2 separate regions of the Homo sapiens genome follow, and region 1 is linked to region 2. Evidence: read pairs that join two places in POLR2A ChIA-PET (ENCODE). Cell type or tissue: OCI-LY7. All regions are shown on one strand. Links, peaks and the distances in the headings refer to the core of each region. The heading gives the core; the rest is flanking DNA. Region 1 overlaps INTS6 (integrator complex subunit 6). Region 2 overlaps WDFY2 (WD repeat and FYVE domain containing 2).

The links. Peaks named below come from ENCODE experiments on the same cell type or tissue, not always from the same donor. Only the 100,000 strongest peaks of a DNase experiment are listed, where the experiment ranks them.
Region 1: POLR2A ChIA-PET joins it to region 2 with 5 read pairs; 2 of 35 experiments call an interaction of 5 or more read pairs at or near these places.

What each region holds. Positions count from the first base shown.
Region 1 is chr13:51,389,954-51,401,487 of GRCh38, reverse strand. INTS6 (integrator complex subunit 6) reads left to right here. Exons shown (of 18, transcript NM_012141.3): 5 at 6,005-6,188. Among named protein-coding and RNA genes, the nearest start is that of MIR5693, 47 kb to the right of the region's middle. In OCI-LY7, for the core only: no CTCF peak of the experiment used is centred there; a DNase peak (open chromatin) is centred at 4,917; H3K27ac peaks cover 566 bases.
Region 2 is chr13:51,698,060-51,709,593 of GRCh38, reverse strand. It overlaps WDFY2 (WD repeat and FYVE domain containing 2), which reads right to left. Exons shown (of 12, transcript NM_052950.4): 4 at 5,944-5,998. Among named protein-coding and RNA genes, the nearest start is that of DHRS12, 100 kb to the left of the region's middle. In OCI-LY7, for the core only: no CTCF peak of the experiment used is centred there; a DNase peak (open chromatin) is centred at 4,993; H3K4me3 peaks cover 1,119 bases; H3K27ac peaks cover 1,632 bases.

The DNA of each region.
Region 1 (11,534 bases), core at 1,382-9,381, 310 kb after region 2:
ATGAAACTCTTATCCCATCCAGTGTTCAGAAATAAAAATCCTATTAAATATCTTGTTAGCTAGTACTGTGATTCTCAGTTTTCTTCTTTCTGTTAAATACAGCTCTGAAACAGATTCCTTCAGGAACATGATCCTTCTGTTTAGAACTCTTAAAGTACTGGGTGTATTTTATTATTTATCTTTAAATCCTCAGAGCCTAAACATACCTAATATTTGGTAGGTACATAAAAAATGATGAGTGAATGCATATATAGTTTTCAGGAAGTAGTCTACCTTCTTGCAGTGTATTTTAATGGCTGATCAAGAATAACTCTTTGTTAGGGGTCCTTACAAATGTCTGAGCTTTGGAGTTAGTAATTACTGTACTTAATCTTTCTCTTGTTCAGTTGAGGCATATAGGAAGTTTTCTTGTCTTTGGTTTTGTATAAAATAATGACATTATTGGAAAAGAGGTACAGATAACTACTTGAATAATTTACTGGCTTTTGACAATTATCTTCATATTAATATGTTTCAGTACTTTGGATAAGAATAAGGAATATAAAAGTTTCTGCCATATTTGCCTTGTTCTTTTTGTTTTGGATTTTAAAAAATTTAATAAGTGAAACAGAACATTGCAGATTGATAGTGTGTAGTCTCCCTTGTTCCCCTACTCAGTGTCACTTTCCTCCCTCTTTCCCTTCCCGTAATCAACAATTGCAAATTTGATTTATAGTCATTTAGTCCACATTTTCTTATTTTTACTACACATATCTAAAACTATTCTAAACATTGTTTACTTTTAACAATGTGTAGAGATGCTATTCTGTGCATCATTTTGCATCTTGCCTTTTTTTCCTTCCATGTAATACTGTTTTTGACACAGAAATAGACTACCACGTGTACAGTCACCCGATATAAGAAAGAGGTGACATTCTAGTGCAGCATAGAAAGGATGGCCTGTATCAATTGGATATCCATTTGGGAAAAAAAATGTATCTTTGCCCCTATTTTGGACCATACTCCAAACTCAATTTCAGATGTATTTCAGGTTTGATTTTAAGTGGGAAAATAATAAGCTTTTAGAAGAAAACATGGGAGAGCATCTTCATTATCTATGAGGAAACAAAAAGCACTAACTGTGAAAGGAAAAATATATTTAGATAACTTCTGTTTATCAAAAGATACCACTAAAATAATGGAAGAGGTAACAGAGTAGAAGATATTTGCAATACTATAATGTATCCAATAAAGCAGCTGTCCCCAACCTTTTTGGCACCAGGGACTGGTTTCCTGGAAGAAAGACAGTTCTTCTGTGGACATGGGTGGGTATGGTTTTGGAATGAAACTGTTCCACCTCAGATTATCAGGCATTATTTAGATTCTCAAATAAGGAGCGCACAACCTAGATTCCTTGCATGTGCAGTTCACAATAGGGTTCATGCTCCTATGAGAATCTAATGCCACTGCTGATCTGACAGGAGGTGGAGCTCAGGCAGTAATGCTTGCTTGCCCACTGCTCACTTCCTGCTGTGTGGCCCCATTCCTTAACAGGCCACAGACTTGGGGATCCCTGCAATAAAAGACATCTGGAATAGATTAACAATCCTCCAAATCAATAAGAGAAAGCTAGACAACCCAATTAAAAATAATAAGCAGAAGACTTTAATAGTCACTTCACAAAAGAGCACGTTGAAATGGCCAATAAGCGTATGAAAAGGTATTCCACTTCCATAAACATCAGGGAAATTAAAACCCCACCCCACTACACACACGCACACACACGCACACACACACACACCCACAATGGCTAACATGAAAAAGACAGCCAAAACTAAGTGTTGATGAAGGAGATACAGAGCAACTGGTTCTGTTATACGCTGCTAGTAGGAGTATAAATTGGTATAACCACTTTGGAAAACTGGCAGTATCTGATGAAAGTAAACATATTCATATCCAGCAATTCCACAACTAGGTATATACTCAACAGAAATGCATACATATATTTTCCACAAATACATGTACTGTAATTTCATAGTTACACTATTCATAACATACCCAAACAATTCAAAAGGATAATTACGGAGTTTGAGGCCAGACTGGTGAAGATCCCTTCTCTACAAAATATTAAAAAGTGAGCTGAGTGTGGTGGCACGTGCCTGTAGTCCTACCTACTTGGGAGGCTGAGGCAGGAAGATCTCTTGAGTCTAGGAGTTTGAGGGTGCAGTGAACTATGACCATGTGACTGCATTCCAGCCTGGGTGACAGAACAAGAGCTTGTCTCTAAAAAATAAAACTAATTATGATATACAGATAAACAATATGGCAATAGGAATGAACGATCTACCATTGTATGTAGCAGTATAGGTGATTCTTACCTTTACAATGATGAAAGAAGCCATAAACCAAAGAGACAATACTCCATTTTTATAAAGTTCAAAATCAGGCAAAACTAGTCAGTTGGGGAGGGGCATAAGTTAGTAAAGTTATCTTTCTTGATACAAATTTTAGTTACACAAAGGCATTCAACTTGTGAAAATTTGTTAGGCTGTGCTTTCTGGATATATGTTCTTATATGTATGTATGTTATATTACCCAAAAAACATTGTTTTGAGATCTATCCATGTTGGATGTTAAGAGTTCTAGTTTATTCATTTCAGATGTGGTGTGTGAACAGACTGCAGCTTATTTATTGATTCCCTTATTGGACTTCTAAATTGTTTCCCGTTTTCCTCTGTTTCAAATAATGCTGTAGTCAATTGCTTTTTTTTTTTTTTTTAAACATCTTATACAAATAATATGAGAGTTCTTCTAGGAGTTGGCATTGTTGAGTTTTAGGGTATGCTCATGTTTAGCTTTATCAGATACTATCCAATTGTTCTCCAAATGGTAGTATAATTATAGGCTCACCAGAAGTATTGGAGAGTTCCTATTGCTTTATATTCTTGTCATCACTTGGTATTGTCAAATTTAAAAAATTTTTGCTAATCTTATTGTGAAATGATATCAATATTTTAATTTGTGTTATCTGTTAACTAGTGTATTTCATCATCTTCCTACATGTTTATAGGTCATATGGATTTCCTTTTAGGTATCCTTATCTATTGCCCATTTTTTGCTTTTGGGAATTGTCTATTTTTATTGCATATTTTTCTAGTGACTAACTTTATATTTTTCTTCATTTATGTGCAATTTTCCTTGATTCTCAAAGTCCATATATTCAGGAAGACCTCCCCACCCCCTTTGATTTTTAAGACATTACTGGAATTTCACCTGTAAACTTTAAACCTGGAGTAAGTCAATCCTCCTGAGATTTTTCCTTCAGATTTTAATCTTTTTCCTGTTTCTATTTGCCTGCCATTACTCCTTATTTTACTAATTCATTTAAACTATAGCGGATTTTCCCCTTTTTTGGTTTTGGGAGGTTGGTGGTGATTTGCAGAGGGAGAAATGAGAAGCAATAGAAAAATAAATAAAAATTTGCCTAAAGTTTATAAAATTGATATAGCTATGTGTAAAATGCTTAGAATATGCTTGTGAACCTTGCTGGGGTTTTTTTTTTACATTTGAAATTCATTCTAGATTCAGCATTGTACAGCCAAAGGCCATTTATTTCATTTTATATTGTCTGCGTTGCAGATGCTCATCATTACATGATTAGTTTGTGTGTGTGCATGTGTGTGTGTGTGTGTGGTCCGCGCAGTGCCTGTTTTCCCCCACATTCTCAAGACAGTTCCATGTATCTATCCATTATTCTGCAAAGCAACTGCATTAACAGTTGAAACTTCACGCAGTACCACTGGTGCTTTGACATTTTTGTGATATTAGAGAGAAAATGACCAAGTACTTGGTAGCTGTGTTTCCCAAATACTTTAAAGGTGGTTTAAAGGGTAAAAGGAGATGATGTAAGTAGTGCTTGCTTATTTATCTTCTGTCAGGGTGTGGTAATAGCAGCAAGGGCCTGGAGCTCCTGAGCTGTTTACAATTGTCACAGAGCCTGTGAGGCTGGGAAACCTTCCTCGAGAATATGCTGGCCCAGATTTCTTCAGCATTCCTTCTCTGTTGCTTCTGCCTTCTGCCTTACGTGCCAGAGAAAGAACTCATGACTTCTGTCCAGAGTCACAAAATCTTGGCTGATCTTGATGAAGGAGTCTTGCAGCATATTCTCATGGCATGAATCTTTTGAAGAGAGGTGCCAGTATAACATAGCTTCACTAGGAAAACTCTTCCTAGAATAGAATTGGATTTCTTTTTTTAATGGTTTGATGTAAGTCAATGAAGAAACTTGAGTCTATTTTAGTGTAGAATGACTTCAACCCCCATCAAGTTTGGAAGTCTTCTCTGTGTGAGATTTAGAAAGGCTGTACACAATACAATTAGGTCTTGCTTTGTGAAGAAATTAGTATAAAAAATGACAATTAATTTAGAAGTGATCATTTTAAAGCATGTTTTGTATAAAAATATACTCCAGTATTTGTAGAAAAAAGCCCTAAACTGAGTCTTGATTTTATTTTTAAAAAATTTGTAAGTGGTAAGGATTTTGGTTTTCCTAAGCACCATATACTTAAATACCATTATCACACTTAAAAGAGTATTAACAATTCCAGTAATATAATCTTGAAATTTCCTGATTGTCTCAAAAATCTTCGCTTTTGCCTCTTTTATAACAGTTTTAACTCTTCAGATTCCCTTCCCTTTGCTTTTTTATGCCACTGATTTATTGGAGAAACCAGGTCATTTGTCCTGTATAATGTTCCACATTCTGGATTTGACTGATTGCTCTCTTGTGCTGGTGTTTAACTTGATCCTATATCCCCACTATTCCCTGCAAACTGGTAGTTAGAACCGAAGGCTTGATTCAATTCAGGTCGAATCTTTTCTTTCTTCCTCTTTTTTTTGGTAAGAATCCTTTATAGTTGATGTTGTGGTATTGCATCATGTCATGAGAAACATAGTGTCTGGTCATCCTCATTGAGTGATACTGAGATGAATATGTGGATTCTGTTTGTACACTGTTACTCTGTTGGTATAGAAGGGCCCATTATAGTCATTTAAAACTTTTTAAGATGCTTAAGAATCTCAGAAAAGATTCTAACTTAGCAGGTGTAAGGGAAGAAACATCTATTATTAATAAAACATGCAACACATACAAAAACCCCCAAACCTCTCTACATTTACTCAGATGTGGTAAGAATCACTACATTTAAAATGTAATTAGAGTGACAAAAATTTACTCTTCTACAAATGCTTTGAGATTGTTTATCTTATATAAAATGAAGCATATTTTAAAATATTAAGAGCTGTAAAGATGTTTGAGATTGCTGTGGTGTAATAAAAAAGTACTGACTCTGGACACAGGAGGCCAAATCATTTTTTTGAGGTCTATTTTTTTTTACATTTAGAAAATAATAAGACCGGGCATGGTGGCTCACACCTGTAATCCAGCACTTTGAGAGGCCGAGGCGTGTGGGTCACCTGAGATCGGGAGTTTGAGACCATCCTGGTCAACATGGCAAAACTCTGTCTCTACTAAAAATACAAAAATTAGCTGGGCGTGGTGTTGCGTACCTGTAATCCCAGCTACTCGGGAGGCTGAGGCAGGAGAATTGCTTGAACCCAGGAGGCAGAGGTTGCAATGAGCCAAGATCGTGCCTCTGCACTGCAACCTCAAAAAGAAAAGAAAAGAAAAGAAAAATAACATATCTATCACAGGGTTGTTTTAATGATTAAATGAAATTATTTATTTGGAAGCAATTCAGCACCCAGTAATTAATTGAGTCTAAATCTGAAATTCATTCCAACAATACAGATTTTTTTCAGTCTATATCTTCAAAGTAAGTTTAAGAAAATTAAACAGTATCATGTGCTGTTTTAGCTATGTCTGAACAAGTAAGCTTTTATATTTGAGCTTGTTTTTCAAGTGATAGGAGAGTTGATGCAGTTCTAACGTAAGTGTAATTAAAGTAGGCTTTTTGAAAAAATAGTCTGTGGAATTCTTATTACTGTTTTTCCCCCCTACTTTCAGCTTCATTTACCTCTTAATTCTCCTTTGCCTGGAAGTGAATTGACCAAGGAACCTTTTCGTTGGGATCAGAGACTCTTTGCATTAGTGTTGCGGTTGCCTGGCACCATGTCAGTAGAATCAGAACAGTTGACAGGTGTGCCTTTAGATGACTCTGCAATCACACCAATGTGTGAAGTGACAGGCGGTAAGTTTTTTGCTGGCAGTAATTTGGTAACTTAAAGCAGATTTTATCTGAATGTTTTAAAAGTGTACATTCAAAAGCTCCATGTTTGTTTTTATTTCACAAGTTAATATTAGGAATTAGGCATATATGCTTTTAATAGTACATTTATTGCTAATGGTCTATGATCTTCATTTGAATAGAATGTGGGTTACTATTGGACATGACAAGGAATGGTAATATTTTTTCTACTTGTATAGAAAATGCTATTATTTGAAGTTGTTAAACTAATTTTCTTATCTACAAAGATTGCCAATGATTTAGAAGTACCATAGCATTATTTTTTGCAAAAACAGTCTTGAGAATCATCTCTGTGTATTTGATGAGGTATGCTTGGTTAAGTGCAATTTTTCCCAGAGGCAAAGAGATTGATAGATTAAAGGAAACAGATAGTGAGGTCTTATCCAGCTTCTGTTTCACTTATACATCAGATTAGGTAGGTACTATGCCAAGTGAACATCAAGGAAAATCTTGAAATACAATATGTAATCAACTCAGAACTCATTTAATATAGAATTGGCTAACAGGTGGATTAATTTCATATAGGTATGTATTGCGTGCCTACTGTGTACCAAGTATCGTTCCATGCTTTTGGCATTCAGTAGTCAGTACAGACACGGCATTTTTGGTTTCATGGAGCATTTCAGTTCTCACCTGAGAATTGTATTAAAATAATTTTAATATCAAATTCTGTATTTGATATTAAAATGTGCAAGTCTAGCATTCCACTATTTTACTTATGATAAGGGCCTGTGACATAATCTGCAGACACAGTTGGTGCGCTAATGAGATTCGTCATAGCCAGCTACATAAGAGAAAATGTAAGTTCTAATTAATATTTTAGGTGCATTTTTTCTAAAATTCTATGGATTTTGGAAATCTGCAAAATTCACAGACAAAAAGGGATTAACCTTACACAGGTGTGTGAAATAGATAGAAAGCTGTTATTCATGTCATTAAATGCTTTCATTTTATAGAAATGCTTTTTGTGAACTTTCGTAATGCCTTCACAATTTAATTAACAAAGGGTAAAAAAGGCATATATGTAATTTTTTTTAGGGATAACCTGTCATCTACATTTGAAAATTAATGAACAATTCTCGTTACATAGATAATATTTTTCAGTGACAGTCGTATTTTTTTCTGTGGGAGGGTGCACATTTATATTCATGAAATTTTAGTTTCCAGCTTTGAACTGGCACCCTTGTTAAAAATTCTGATTTTTTTTTTTTTTTAAACTCTGGGGATTTTACTTAACAGGTTCTGAAAGGCTTGGAGGCTATAACATTCTCACATTGGAAATTCCTTACTAGGAATTACTTAGTTTGAACTTAGAATGATGATGAACTTTTGGGACTTAAATATACTATAACTTTTGTCACTAGGATCAGGAATATTCAGAGTGTGAAGTCAAGTGAGTGGTGTAATCAAAGAGTCTGAAAAGAACCATGAGACATCATGTAGCAGTCTTGCCTTTAGGCAGTAATGTATTAAAGCTACTTTGCTTATTCTTTGAAAGGAACATCTCTAGAGAAGTTCCAAAGTCATCCTTGGTGATATCTTTCAATGATGCAGAAATCTTAGTCAAGAAATTAGGAAGTCTTCCCTAAATATACATTCTGAATCCTTCCTGATGTGATAGTTTATTTGCCCCTTTTCATGCTCTTACTAGCAATAAGAGTAAGCCGCTCAAATGTCACTCATCTTTTCATATCTCTGAATAATGTGTTTCCTTTCTTTTTTAATTTAAAGGATGTTCACTAAACAAAGTTTTGGGGAACACCAGAAAAGTAGAAAGAACAAAAAAGATAATACCCACTGGTATTGCACTATCCAAATATGTAATCACTGCTAACAATTCCTGTGCATTTTTAAAACTTAAGGTTGGCCGGGCGCGGTGGCTCATGCCTGTAATCCCAGCACTTTCGAAGGCCAAGGTGGGCGGATTACCTGAGGTCAGGAGTTTGAGACCAGCCTGGCCAACATGGTGAAACCCCGTCTCTACTAAAAATACAAAAATTAGCTGGGCGTGATGGCACACGCCTGTAATCCCAGCTGTTCGGGAGGCTGAGGCAGGAGAATTGCTTGAGCGCAGGAGGTGGAAGTTGCAGTGAGCTGAGATCGTACCACTGCACTCCAGCCTGGCTGACAGAGAGAGACTCTGTCTCACAAAAAAAAAAAAAAAAAAATTTAGTTGTTTATGTGTGTATTTGTGTACATTTATTTTTCCCATTATGGAGTAATTCATGTTCACTAAGGAAATGTTGGAAAAAATTCATCTGTATTGCCAAAATAATAATATATTTCTTTCTATGTATTTTTTTAATTGCATAATTGTAGTCATTGTAAGCATTTTTCTTTTGATATCAGGTAATTAATGAGTGCCCACTCTATGCCAAATAACTGTTACTGGGTGTTGGGAGTACAGCAGGAACAATAGAAAGCTTATGTCTTTGTACTGAGTGACAGATAATAATCATGGAAAATAAATAAATGATATTTTATAGTAGTACTACCTACTACTATTGTAGTAGATAGTAGGGTGCTACCTACTATGAAGACAAAACAGAGTAAGGGAGTGGAGACTAACTTAAGGCAGAGAAAGCATATTCTACCTAAGTTTTCGTCTGAGGAGGTAACATTTAAGCAGAGACCTGAATAATGGAGTTAATTACACAAATATCTAGGCAGAGGAAATGGCAAGGAAAGGGACATGCTCTCTATATATTTGGAAGCAACAGGAAGGCTAGCATGGCTGGAGCTTACATAGGGAGGAATAGAGTAATAGCTAGGTTTAGAGAGGTAGGCAGGGGCCAAATATTGAATGGCTCTTTAGGCTACAATAAATATTTTTTGAGGAAATGGCAAGGAAAGGGACATGCTCTCTATATGTTTGGAAGCAACAGGAAGGCTGGCATGGCTGGAGCTTACATAGCGGGGAATAGAGTAATAGCTAGGTTTAGAGGGTAGGCAGAGGCCAAATATTGAATGGCTCTTTAGGCTACAATAAATATATTTTTATATTCCAAGTATGATGTGAAGCCTTTTGAAGGCTTTTTACGGGAGGTGACGTCTGATTTCTATTTCTGAAATACCACTTCACCTGTTAGATGAGAATATAGAGTGGCAAGAATGAAAGCAGGAAGACTAGTAGTAGTACTTTGTTCTATGCTAGCTTTGGAGGTCCTGAGAGGTGGCTTAATGCAAAAGAGAACCAAGGATGAGGACAATAAGGGAAGAAGCAATCCAGGATGGTTCCCAGATGATTCAGTTGGTCCGAACCACTAGAGATGGATGGCTGTGCCAAGGACTGAGATGGTACACTGGGGAGAAGCAGGTTTAGGGGAGGTGCAAGGATGATAGCAAATTTTAAAATGTGTAATAGACATGTTGTTAAATATATCAAGAATTTTTTAAGTATTTTATAAAAATTATAGATATTTCTAGATTAAATACATTTAACTTTCTTAGCCTCTGTAAGGACTATTGACCAACTTAGAAATGTTCATTTGCTTCTTCTCTATTTGACAAAGATGCTAATACTGCCTTTAGACTCACTATATTTAGTTTGACTTTTTTGTGGACTCTACATAACCCAAAGTGAGACAGCTTCTTGACTTGAAGGTGTGTGCTAATAAAACTTTTTTCACAAATACAAGTAGTGATCCTAGAAACTTTATGCATTAGCACAAAGTGTTGTATATCCCAAGGAGTAAGTTTTGACATAGACAATAAGTACACATGAGGAACATTACGGAGGATATAGGCTCACTTTGTAAAGAAAGCAAAATTTGCTATTTCTGTTTAACTTTTAAAATAATTAATAGATTTTTATTACCAAATGACTCATTTTATTCTTTTTCTCCAATTTTTGTAAAATATACTGATTAGTAATTTTATTTCGTGTTAAGATTGATTTGCTTATGTTTTCTTAATTGATGACACAACTTAGGAGAGCAAGATAATTGTCATAGTTTATATACTTTAAAATTTTTGCTTTTTAATGACATCTTAGGAATATGCTTAAATTTCATGAAATAAGATACTCAACCTTTATGTAAACTTCTAATATTTTGCATGTAAAGATGGTTAGCCTTTTTATGGATTGCTTTTTGTATATACTTAAATTGACTTAGAAAAAAATTTGAATTTACCAATTCTTTCAAGTAAGCATGACTTCATATAGATGCTGTATTTTAAGTACTGATTTCAAATTCACAGAGGATTTCCAAGGGACAAAGGATATCCAGAATAGTTTCTGATACACTGTAAGGGTTTGAATTGTAACTCTATCACTATACTAACTTGGAAAAGTTAGTTAGCCTCTCTGTGCCTTAGTGTTCTCATTTGTAAAATGGGGAAAATAACCCATACAATTGTTGCTGAGATTAAAGAAATTAATAATCATAAAATGATTGGAACAGTGCCAGGCACGTAGATACTCAGTAATTGGTAGATATTTGTTAAGGTTATAATCATCATTATTTTATACAGTTAAGTTGTTGTATTTATTTTTTCTAAGTAAAGCTGACTTTGAGGATTTGAATCACCATTGTCTATAATGTTCTCTTTTCTGAGTAGCCTTTAACAAATCACGTTAAGTGTAAGTTGATATAAGTAATTTGATGTGTCAAATGTAATGATGTAGCTTGTGTTGTGAAATAATTGGTTGAATGTGTAAAAGAGTAGGGCATCATATTGAGCTTATTACAAATAATGTTGCAAAATATTTGGCCAAAGATTGAGTTTTAGCTGTCAAGGTTTTTAGTGTTGGTCTGGATCAGAACTGTATAATAGAAATCTGATTCAAATTTCATATGTAATAAAAAATTTCATAGTAGCCACTTTAAAAATTAAAAATAGATGAAATTAATTTTAATAATATATTTTATTTAAATCAATATATCCTTATTACTTCAGTGTGAGATTGATATTTTAAAATTACTAATGAGATGTTTTATATTTTTTCATACTAAGTCAACAAAATCAGGTGTATATTTTACTTACTATACATTTCAATTCAGACTAGCTATATTTCAAGTTCTCAATAGCTACATGTGTCTAGTATATAAAGTATTGTATAGCAAAGGTCTAGATATTTTTGTTGAAAATTCCTCTTTAAAAGATCTTTTCACTGGTATCTTTTTAAAAAAATCACTAGTATTTAATGCTTCTGAACCAAAAGTAGTATAAGTTAAAACGTACAAAAGGGGAATTCACGTGAGACAGGTAATTCCCAAGTGTTTACATAAGCTAAGTGAAATTCAGAAAAGCACACGCTACCATCTGTATATTAAAATGCAAATATTT
Region 2 (11,534 bases), core at 1,392-9,391:
ATCATTTTTTATTGCATCTATTTGATTCTTCTCTCTTTTCCTCTTTATTAGTTTTGCTAGTGGTCTATCAATTTTGTTGATCTTTTCAAAAAAGATCAATTTTTCAATTTTTTAAATAGAAACAGCATCTTGCTATGTTCCCCAGGCTTCAACTCCTGATCCCAAGTGATCCTCCCACCTCCGGAAGCATTGGGTTAACAGGTGTGAACCACTGCACCTGTCCCAGAGATTTTTCTGTTATTAATTCCTACTTCAATTCCATTTTGATCAGAGAACATACTTTGCATGACTTAAATCCTTCCAAATTTACTGAGATTTATTTTATGGCCTAGAATATTGTCTGTCTTGATAAATATTTCTCCACGTACTTGAAAATAATGTATAAATAAAACAAACTTTAGTTGGATAGAATGTTCTACAGATGTCAATGAGAGCAAGTTTGTTGACTGTTTTGTTCAAGTCTGCTGTACTTTACTGATTCTCTGCCTACTTATTCTATCAATTAATATCTTCAATAAATTATTGAAAATATTAAAATTTCTATCTATAACTTGTATCTATTTCTCCCTAAAGTTTCATCAGTTTTGGGGTCACATATTTCAAAACCATGTTATTAGATGCATAAACATTTACGAGTGTTATGGTCTTCTGGCAGACTGGCCCTCATGATACCTTCTTTATCCCTGGTAATGTTCTTTGCTCTGAAATCTACTTTGATATATTTAAAAAGTCACTCCAGTTTTCTTTTGACTAGTATTCTCATTGTATATCATCTTCCTTCCTTTTACTTTTAAGCTATTGGTGTCTTTATATGTAAAACACACTTCTTATAGTTTATACTTGGGTCTCACCTTTCACTCAGTCTGATACTAACTGCCTTTTAATTGCCTTTAGATCATTTATTTTTAATGTGATTACTGACATTGTGAGGTTTACATCTATTACTGTGTTGTTTTATATTTTTCCACCCGTTCTTTACCCCTTTTTTCCTCTTAGTCTGCTTTTTTTTTTTAATTAATTGGGAATTACTATATGATTCTACTTTATCTCCTTGGTTTGCCTATTAGCTGTCATTTTTTGATTTGCTGTTTATTTTTATTTTATTCTATTATTTAGAGACAGGGTCTTGCTCTGTTACCCAGGGTAGAGTACAATGGTGCAGGCACAGCTCACTGTAACTTCAAACCCCTGGATTGAAGCAACCCTCCCACCTTAGCCTCCCTAGTAGCTGAGACTACAGGCTAATTGGTATTTTTTTTTTTTTTTTAGAGATGGGGTCTTGCTGTGTTGCCCAGGCTGGTCTCAAACTCCTGGGCTGAAAGGATCCTCCACCTCAGCTTCCCAAAGTGCTAGGATCACAGCTGTCAGCTGCTGTCCCTGGTCCTCAATTTGTTATTTTAATAGTTGCTTTGGGCCAGGAGTGGTGGCTCACGCCTGTAATCCCAGCACTTTGGGAAGCCAAGGCAGGTGGATCGCAAATATTAGCTGGGTGTGGTGGCGGGTGCCTGTAATCCCAGCTAGTTGGGAGGCTGAGGCAGGAGAACTACTTGAACCTGGGGTGTGCCCACAATTGTTTGTGCCACTTCACTCCAGCCTGGGTGACAGAGCAAGACTCAGTCTCCAAAAAAAAAAAAAAAAAAAAAAAAAAAAAAAAGTTGTTTTAGGGTTAATAGTATATATCTTTAACTTACCATGGTCTTTCCCCAAGTGCTATTATACCTCTTTGTGTATAGCATTCTAGAACCTACAATAGTATACTTCCATTTCTCCTGATCTTTGTGTTATTGTTGCACATTTTAATTTACATATATTATTAACCCCTTGCTACTTTGTCTTTACTTAAAGTCAATTGTCTTTTAAAGAGATTCATACAACATATGAAAAAAACCTTTCAGTTCCCATTTTTAATACTGTTCTTTCTTTTGAGTAGACACATAGTTTCTTTTGGCATCACTTTCTTTTTCCCTGAAGGACTTCCTTTAACATTTCATTTAGTGAAGGTCTATGAATGATGAATTCTTTCTGTTTTTGTGTGTCCAAAAAAATGCTTATTTTACTTAAGTTTTTGAAAGATACTTTCTCTGGGTATATAATTCTATGTTGGAAGTTTTTTCTTCTTTTAGAACTTTAAAAATGTGCTGGCACAGTGGTTCTTGCCTGTAATCACAGTACTTTGGGAGGCCAAGGTTGGTGGATTGCTTGAGCTTAGGAGTTCGAGACCAGCCTGGGCAACATGGCAAAACCTCATCTCTACAAAAAACATAAAACTTAGCCAGGTGTGGTGGCATACGCCTGTAGTCCCAGCTACTTGGGAGGTGAGGCAGGAGGACTGCTTGAGCCCAGGAGCCAGAGGTTGCAGTGAGTTGAGATCACACCACTGCACTCTAGCCTGGGCAACTGATTGAGACCCTGTCTCCCTGCTGCCCCCCAAAAAAAGAACTTTAAAAATGTTGTTCCATAGACATCAAATCCATCTGCCACTCCACTAATCTGTCTGTGTCTAATATTCTACCCACTGATTTTTTATTTCAATGACTATATTTTCCTATCTAAAAGTTCTATTTGGTTCTCTTAAAAATCTTCCTGTTTTTTCCATAATCGTTTTATTTCCTTGTTGTTCCTGAAACTTTTTTCTTCAATCATTTAACATATTATGTTATGGCTTCTTTTGCTTTGTTGATCATTATCTAAGATTCTTGGTACTCCAATCATCCCGTTTGTGATATCTGCTAATATTTACTCATGGTGGATTGATTGCTTGTTAGTTTTACAATTTAAAAAAAATGAAGAATTCATCTTAAGCAGTGCTTGTTTTTGTTGTAGGGCCTTTGTGAAATTCGTCTAACTGAAAAGAGCTTGCATTGATTTCTAGCAAGTAACCGTGGGGTCTTATGGGCCAAGGACCAACTTTATGTTAATTTCTTAACATGGAGTTCCAGCATGTTATAACTGGTTAAAATTTATATTCCAAACTCAAAAGTTTTCAGTTCAGGTTTTGATTTATCGAGGTAAAATTCCATCCTCTATCCAGAGTTGGGGTCAGGAATAAATTTCCTTGTAGTCTTCAGGGCCAATTAGTGGAAAGTCTTGTTCCTCTTTTTATGGGGGTACAGTCCTTTATGAGATTCAGCCTTTTATGGAAATCTCAGTTCCAATTTTTCATCTCACTCAGGCCCTAGGCCTTATTTCTTGTCCCCAAGTGCATGTTCATACACAAGTATCTATCTCTTACTGGTTCTCCATCTCCCCAAGACAGCTGCAATGACAGATTATATGTGTATCACTCTGAGTTTTAGTTCTCTCTTTGGTTCTGGCTCATAGAAATTTTTTTATTTGTATCTCCCATGAGCCTAGTATTGTATTAAGAAGAATGACAAAAACAACACGAAGTGTCACTTTATCATTATCTCCAGGAATTTGTGGAGAATAGGTTTCCATAGTACTCTAGTTATCAATTTTTTGTAATCCTCTGTAGATAAAATGAACTTATATGAAATATTAAGAGACTCAAAGAATAATGGCATATGAAGAGAAGTTTCTAGTGATATGCTCATTATACTTATACCTGTGAGGCCAAACATTATTTTAACAAAGACATAGGAAATGGCATGTTATGCTTATACATTTAAGAAAAACACAAAATTAGTCAGAAATTAATATATTTAATGACAACTGGGATTTCTAAATATCTTGGTAAGCTGAGGTGATGGGCTAAATAAAATGAGATTGTGAATAACAGGATGTAAAGTCCAGCATTTAGGCTAAAAACAAAAATAAAAACAAGAAACAGCTTCAAAAGTACTGAAGATATAGCTTTAAAATAACTCAATACATTTTAAAATAACTAAAAGAGTATAATTGGATTGTTGGTGACATGAAGGATAAATACTTGAGGCGACAGATACCCCATCTACCCTTACGTGATTATTGTGTATTTCATGCCTCTATCAAAATGTCACATATACCCCACAAATATATATACCTACTATCTACCCATAAAAATTAAAAATTAAAAAAAAAAACAAAGAAAAAAACAAACAATTCAAGTGAGAACTGTGGAGGAGCTTGAGTTGATTGCTCCACATGGCTGCCAGAAATTCACCCTATATAAGAACAGTGCTCAGGAAAAGAGAGAAGGGAAATATAATTTTGTACTTATCAGATTACATGGATGTATTAGTTACCTATTGCTGTGTAACAGATTACCCCAAAACTTAGTGCCTTAAAACAGTAAATGTTAATTATCTCAGAGTCTGAAGTATTGGTGCAGTTTAGCTGCATGCCTCTGTCAAAAAGTCTCTCACAGGATGGAATCAAGGTGTGGAATGGAACTGTAGTCTCATCTGAAACCTTGATGGGGAGAATCTGCTTCCGAACTCTCTTACATAGTACTGGCTGGATTCAGTTCCTTGTGGGCTATTAAACTAGGGTGTCAGTCCCTTACTGGCTGTTGACAAGGCCTCCCTCAGTTCCTCAGCACGTGGGCTTCTCCACAGGGCAGCTCACAACATGGCAGCTGGCTTTCATCAGAGCAAGCACACAAAAGCACAGAGTGGGCAAACAAGGTGGAAGTTTTGGTATCTTTGTAACCTAATCTCAGAAGTGATATCCATCACTTGCCATATTCTAGGTCTAGCCCACACTGGAGGTACAGGGTAAATTCCAGGAGGCAATGATCATTAGGAACCATCTTAAAGGTTACCTACCACAGGGTATCATATTTTCAAATGGTCTTAAAGGTACCATATGATATCCCAAATATGTGACCAAGCCAATTAAAAAAATTTTTTTAAGTAATGTATTTTTAAAACTTGATAAATAATAATTGCATATATTTATAGGATACATGTAAAAACTGTTTTAAAGAATAAAGGCTCAGGTAACTTAAAATAAAAATTACAGATGTAAAATATATAGGCTGGAAAAGAGAAGTGAGAGCAGAACACTCAAGATTGAAACAGGAGACAGAAGGGAAGGGGCAGAAACTTTCACTGCTGTTTTAAAATAACTGAAAGATTGTCATGTGTAAGAGAGATTGTACTCAGTTTCTGTAGGTCCAACAGGCTAAGCAAACACCAATAGAGGAACATTTATCACTTATCACACAATGTTTTAATGGCCTGCTTACCATCCGTATCCTCTCCATGATTATAAACTGCTTATGCACAGACACTATACATGTCTGGTTCACTATTACAATTCTGTTACCAGAACACAATAGACACTCAATAAATATTTGATGAATGATATGTGAGAAAATTAAAGAATAAAGAGAAATAAATTTTAGCTCCAAATTTTAAAATAAAGAACTTAATGCTTAGAATTTTCCAAAATCACAATGGTTCCTGTGTCTCTGGAGGTACTAAAGTAGAGGCTGGATGATCATCCTCTCATTAAAGGCGAGTCAAGAGAATTGGAGGAAATGACCTCTAAGTGTTAAAAGGTCTACCTCAAACTTTCTGGTTCCACAACATTGTTAGTCTGAATAAAGAAATCCCTTCCAAAAATTGTTGTCAGATGGCCTGTCAATGTTGAAGACATGATAAAACCACAATTCTTCCCCTTGGACAACACACTCTGAGCACTTTTAAAACATTTAACCAAATACAAGATGAGTCCTATTAAGGCAGCTTTTTACTGGACCCACTTTCTAAACCTGCTGTACGTTGAAAAGCAGCATGGTATAGTAGGAAGACAAAGGCTGTGGGTTTGGGAGTCAAGCTGACCTGATCTGGCTCTGCACTTAATTAGAACCCCAGGCAAGCCACCCAACCTCATTGGGCCTCAGTTTCTTAATTCAAAACACAGGGATAACACTCACTCAAAAGGTTGCTCTGTTTTGTTTCCCTGATGATTGTAAAGTATGTATTCTCTTGTGGCAGTGAAAACCACCAAGAAGTATTTTAGAATCTGGGTAATGAAGGTACTCCTCTCACTCCCTACCTTGATAGTTTTTCACAGGAGTCATCTTGTTATAATCTTCTGACAATATAAACTCCTGTAAAAGAAAAGAAAACTATTAAACAAAAATAAATTCTTTAAGTGAATGACTATATTTGGTAAAACCAGACTGAATAAAGCGAATTGTCATGACGATTACATCCAACATTAGTATTTTGCCCATCAACTCAGAATTTTTGTACCCTTTTAAAAGTAACAATCAAAATTATGATCCAATGCAGTTATCATAATTTTACCTTATAAGTGTTGACTTTTTGTGTATGCACAAGAAGAAAACCAGATCAGTTCAGCATCTTGATACCGGTCGATTCTGAAGATAAACCTAATTCAAAATATTTTTCTTTCAAGGGTGCCACAGCTAAAAATTTGCAAGGCTCTAACCAGTAAGGAAATGGATAGCATTTCTGCTAAAGAAATAAATTAGATATTTTAAAGATTATTTTTCTAAGATTAGTAATTTATTTCCCCTTACTTACTATAAGCATCTGAAGGTTGCATCTTACTCATCCCTGTATCCCCAGGACACCGGGCACAGTACCTTGGCACAGTAGGTAATTAATAATGGTCACACAAAAGCACTTCTCAATGTAATGAGATTAGTCTGAATGTCAAATTTACTGAAAAAATCAGTTTCTGTATCGCGCATTATATATACCCTTGGTGGGGACACATAAGTGTCTGTTGTTTCACCCATGCATCTGCGTATACAGTGACCTGTATGTAGAAGCTGATTGTTTATGAGATCCAGCCAGGTTTTGAGTCCTTAGACTTCATTCAAAAGCAAAATATCCAGGTATTCTTTAAGAGTATATTATAAAACATAAGGAAAGCTGCAAAGTATAATAAATTGATGCCTTCATCTGAGTTTAGAAACAACGCAATTAATCTTTTCAAAATATTTGGAAGCATACAGGATTTTTCTTTGATAACTTAAAAAAAGGGGGATGGGAAGACAGACACCTAAATGCCTTACTTGCTATCCGGGTCTTCCTGAGTTTAGCAGTTTGTGTAATTTTTTAGAAGGAAATATTATTTTATTGTGATAAACATCACAAAGGTAAAGTAGGAGATGATGTGAGAGAATATACAAAGCAATAAAGTTCCTTTGCTTATTCATTTTTCCATTCCAGCCCCCTTTAAGAAGCTTATCTACAAATGAATTTTCTTCACCATGATTTTCTCAGTAATAACATTATTCAACTTGTCACTTTAAAAATTCATATCATTATTTCTTCAAGGAGTGGCACTACATCCACTTCTTGTTTTGGAAGAGTTAGACCTACAATTGGACACAGCAGACTAATTTTTTTTCTTTTTTTTTTTTGACAGAGTCTTGCTCTGTTGCCTGGTTGGAGTGCAGTGGCGCGATCCTGGCTCACTGCAACCTCTGCCTCCCAGGTTCAAGTAATTCTCCTGCCTCAGCCTCCCTAGTAGCTGGGATTATAGGTGCATGCCACCATGTGCAGCTAATTTTGGTATTTTTAGTAGACATGGGGTTCCACCATGTTGGCCAGGCTGGTCTTGAACTCCTGACCTCAGGTGATCCGCCCACCTCGGCCTCCCAAAGTGCTGGGATTACAGGTGTGCACCACCGCACCTGGCCAGAGCAGACTAATTTTTAAAGAAGTAAAGTAGCTGGCCTATAAAGTGCTTATAGTGTGGGTAAGGAAACCTGGGAGGTGCCTAAGCAACAATTCACTAGCAACTTTTAATCACAGGCAACAGGACCTTGACCCTGACCCCCAACTTTACAGGGTCCCAAATATCGTGACACATACACAAATAAATTTATTGAAGACAATTGTTATCTGGCCAAGTGTTTTCTGAGTTCATATTGTTCATATTATTTTGAATATACTGAAATGGTTCTCTGACCTGGTCAAAAGATACCTCAATTCCTTTCAAAACAATGTAAGGTATAAAATAACACAACGTAATAGAGGTTTGCATTTAGGATTTAATATATACATTAAAAATAAAATTACCAGTTCACTGCATTGGTAAACCTAATTTCTTGGTCATTTATTTTTCCTATGATAATAAAAACATATAATTATGGAGAAAATTTAGATTTTGTCAGCTTTTGTTATTACTTTTTTTTTTTTTTTTTTTGAGATGGAATCTTGCTCTGTCACCCAGGCTGGAGTGCAGTGGCGTGATCTTGGCTCACTGCAACCTCCACCTCCTGGGTTCAAGTGATTCTCCTGCCTCAGCCTCCTGAGTAGCTGAGACTACAGGTACATGCCACCATGCCTGGCTAATTTTTGTATTTTTAGTGGAAACAGGGTTTCACCATGTTGGTCAGGCTGGTCTGGAACTCCTGACCTCGTGATCCGCCTGCCTCGGGTTCCCAAAGTGCTGGGATTACAGGCGTGAGCCACCACACCCAGCCTTGTTATTACTTTTTTGATCATAGAAACACAATATACTACTCTAAGAAATGTAAGAAAAATAAACACTAAAAATCCCTTGTGATACCATTTCTCAAAGATAAGTATTATGGAACGTACAGTTGTAATAATGTATAATAAAACAAAACATTAAAACTACTTGGCAATGCTGTTTTCTTTTCACAGTTCATGCATGCAATTCCACATGAGTACATACTCATCAACTTCATTCTTTTTGATGACTGTATAGGATGTAGTATAACATTCTTTTTTTTGAGACAGAGCTTCGCTCTTGTTGCCCAGGCTGGAGTGCAATGGTGCGATCTTGGCCCACCGCAACCTCCGCCTCCTGGGTTCAAGCGATTCTCCTACCTCAGCCTCCCGAGTAGTTGGGATTACAGGCATGCGCCACCACGCCTGGCTAATTTATTGTATTTTTAGTAGAGACAGGGTTTCCCCATGTTGGTCAGGCTGGTCTTGAACCCCCGACCTCAGGTGATCTGCCTGTCTCAGCCTCCCAAAGTGCTGGGATTACAGGCATGAGCCACCACGCCTGACCATAATATTACTTTAATATTCCTTTATTGATGAATCTTTGTTTCTAGTTTTCCTTACTGAAAATATTACATTAAATGCATTATATCTTTATATGTCTCCAGCAGTATTTCTATAAAATAAAAGTCCGAGAAGAATTGTTGGATCAGAGAGTATGACCATTGAAATTTTGATAGACATGGCCAAATTGAGTTTTTAAAAGATTTTATCTGTTAATACTCACGAACAATTAAAATGTAAAGGTTTGGCTGCAATTACTTTGTTAGGATTGACCAACCAAAGTTCAAAAGAAATTAGATCAAAGATATACACATTTGAAATATTTTGGATAAAATAGTTTCTATTCCTTCTTTTTTTATTATTTCTATCCTTCCTTCTTTCCATTCAGCTGTCCACCCATCTATCACTTAGTTTTTAATGCTCACTGTAATACATCAAACAATATAGGATATACAAGCAAAAAGCTAACAACTGTCTTCACCTTCAATCTCACCCTTGTGAGGCAACCAATGTTAACGGTCTGGCGTATCCCTCCATGTCTTTTTTTTAAACCCTTATACAAACATATATGAACATATATACTTTTTTTGTTGTATAAAAACAGGATCACATTATAGATATTATTCTGTAACTTTCTGTTTTCACCCAAAATACAGCAGAGCACTATTTTCCAGAAGCACGTAGTTCTAACTTATTCTTTCTGATGGCTGTATAATATTCCATAAAATGGATATGCCAAACTTTATTCAAGTACTTCACATTTTAAGTGGACATTCCATTTGTCTGCTATAATTTACAATTATAGCAATACTTTGAGAAAGGTCTTTGCAAGTATATCCATATGAACTAATGTCTATGTAGAAGATATGCTGGCTCAAATATTATGTACATTTAATGTCTTAATAAACACCGCTAGATTACTTTCCAGGAAGCATGCAGCCATGCACTCTCTCACCTACCCCCATCTTCATTTGACAGCTTATTTTCCCACATCTTATCAGCATTGGACACTATTCATCTTTTCAATTTTTGCCAAACTGATGTGTGAAACAAGAGGGTATCTCATTGTGGTTTATGTTCATTACACTATGAGCTGGATAACTTTTTGGTTATTGGCTATTTTCATTCATTTCTTGTTTTATGAATTTTCTGTTCAAATTCTGCTGTAGCCTGGTTCTCTGAAAAACAGCGTGAAGCAAAGCGTAAGTCTAATGCTTTATTTGAAGGTGCAATATCGGCAGCAGTGAGGGTAAAGCAAAGCAAAGCGGAGAAAGACGGTGATGCATTACCAAGCTCGCCTGAGTTTCACAAGATGCCCAGCTGCTTCTCCAGCATTCAGGAAGTCTCTGGACAGACAGAAGTGAAACACCAGGTTTTGGAAAAATCCACTGAAGGAAGGGATGGAGAGGGAATTTATCTGCCAGCTGTCTCCCATATCCCTTTGCATTTTAATCATAGCTCCACATGAATCTAATTTCTCCCTCCGTGTAGAAAGTTGTACCACCTAGCCCTGTTGCAGCCACTGGGGAAGTCAGATCTGTGGCCTTGCAGAGCTGTGCTTCATGTAATTCAGAAGTAGCAGGGGAACCAGATCCTCTGGGCTTTGGCCTCAGGGTGGAACAAGGTGCCAAGAGAGCCCAGGAAACAAGTACAATCAAGAAAATCTGAGGCAGTATATATGATGTGGTCCAGGCATATCCTTTGGTTCTTTTTGTCTATTGCATTTGTAACTGTCTTACTAAATTGTAGAAATTCTTTGATTATTAGGGATAGTTATCCTTTGTTTAATATGTGAATTGACAGTATTTTCTCTCCTAATAGTCTGCCTTTGAATTTTATCAAATCTTTCGTAGTACTGAAATGTTTTATTTTTTTTACTTAACAAACAACCATGGCATTATGAGTTAAAATTGCATTATATCTTTTAAGTTTTAATTTGGGAAGGAATAATATTTTAACTGTAATATACTCAAGTACTTATATACAATTTTTCCTTAATAGTTTAAATGGCATTTCTCCCAACCCCATTTCAATTTTCAATGAATTACTTCTCGCACATAATGAAAATAGCTCTTGGTTTTGGGATACACGTGTATTAATAGCATTAGTATGCTATTGCAGCATTTAACACCGTATTTGTTGTTGACTTACCTAAACCCTGACCAAGATTAGGTAATCACTGCTATTTTAGTTTTATCTGGAATTTTTAAGAGTAGCTGCCAAATTTAATTAAATTGAATGGAATTTGCTTTTGATATCTATTAAACAAAATTTGTTAAAATCCTTCAATTTATAAAAGTAATTGATTATTGTTAAACAGTTTTCTGATATTGACCCATTCTTAACTTCTTGAAAGAATTCAAACTTGCCCTGATGTATTCTTCCTTTGATACACTACTGGATTTGATATGCTAATATTCAATAAGAATTTTTACATATACATTTAAGATTATTATTGGTCTATAGTTTTCCATTTTGGTGCTATCTTCATTGGGTTCTGGTTTAAAGATAGCAAAGCACGGTGCTTAAGAGCTTGGGCACTGGAACCAAATTGTCCAGTTTAAATCCGAGCTAAAACACATACTTGTTAAATGATCTTGACAAGTTGCTCAAGAGCTCTGTGCTTCA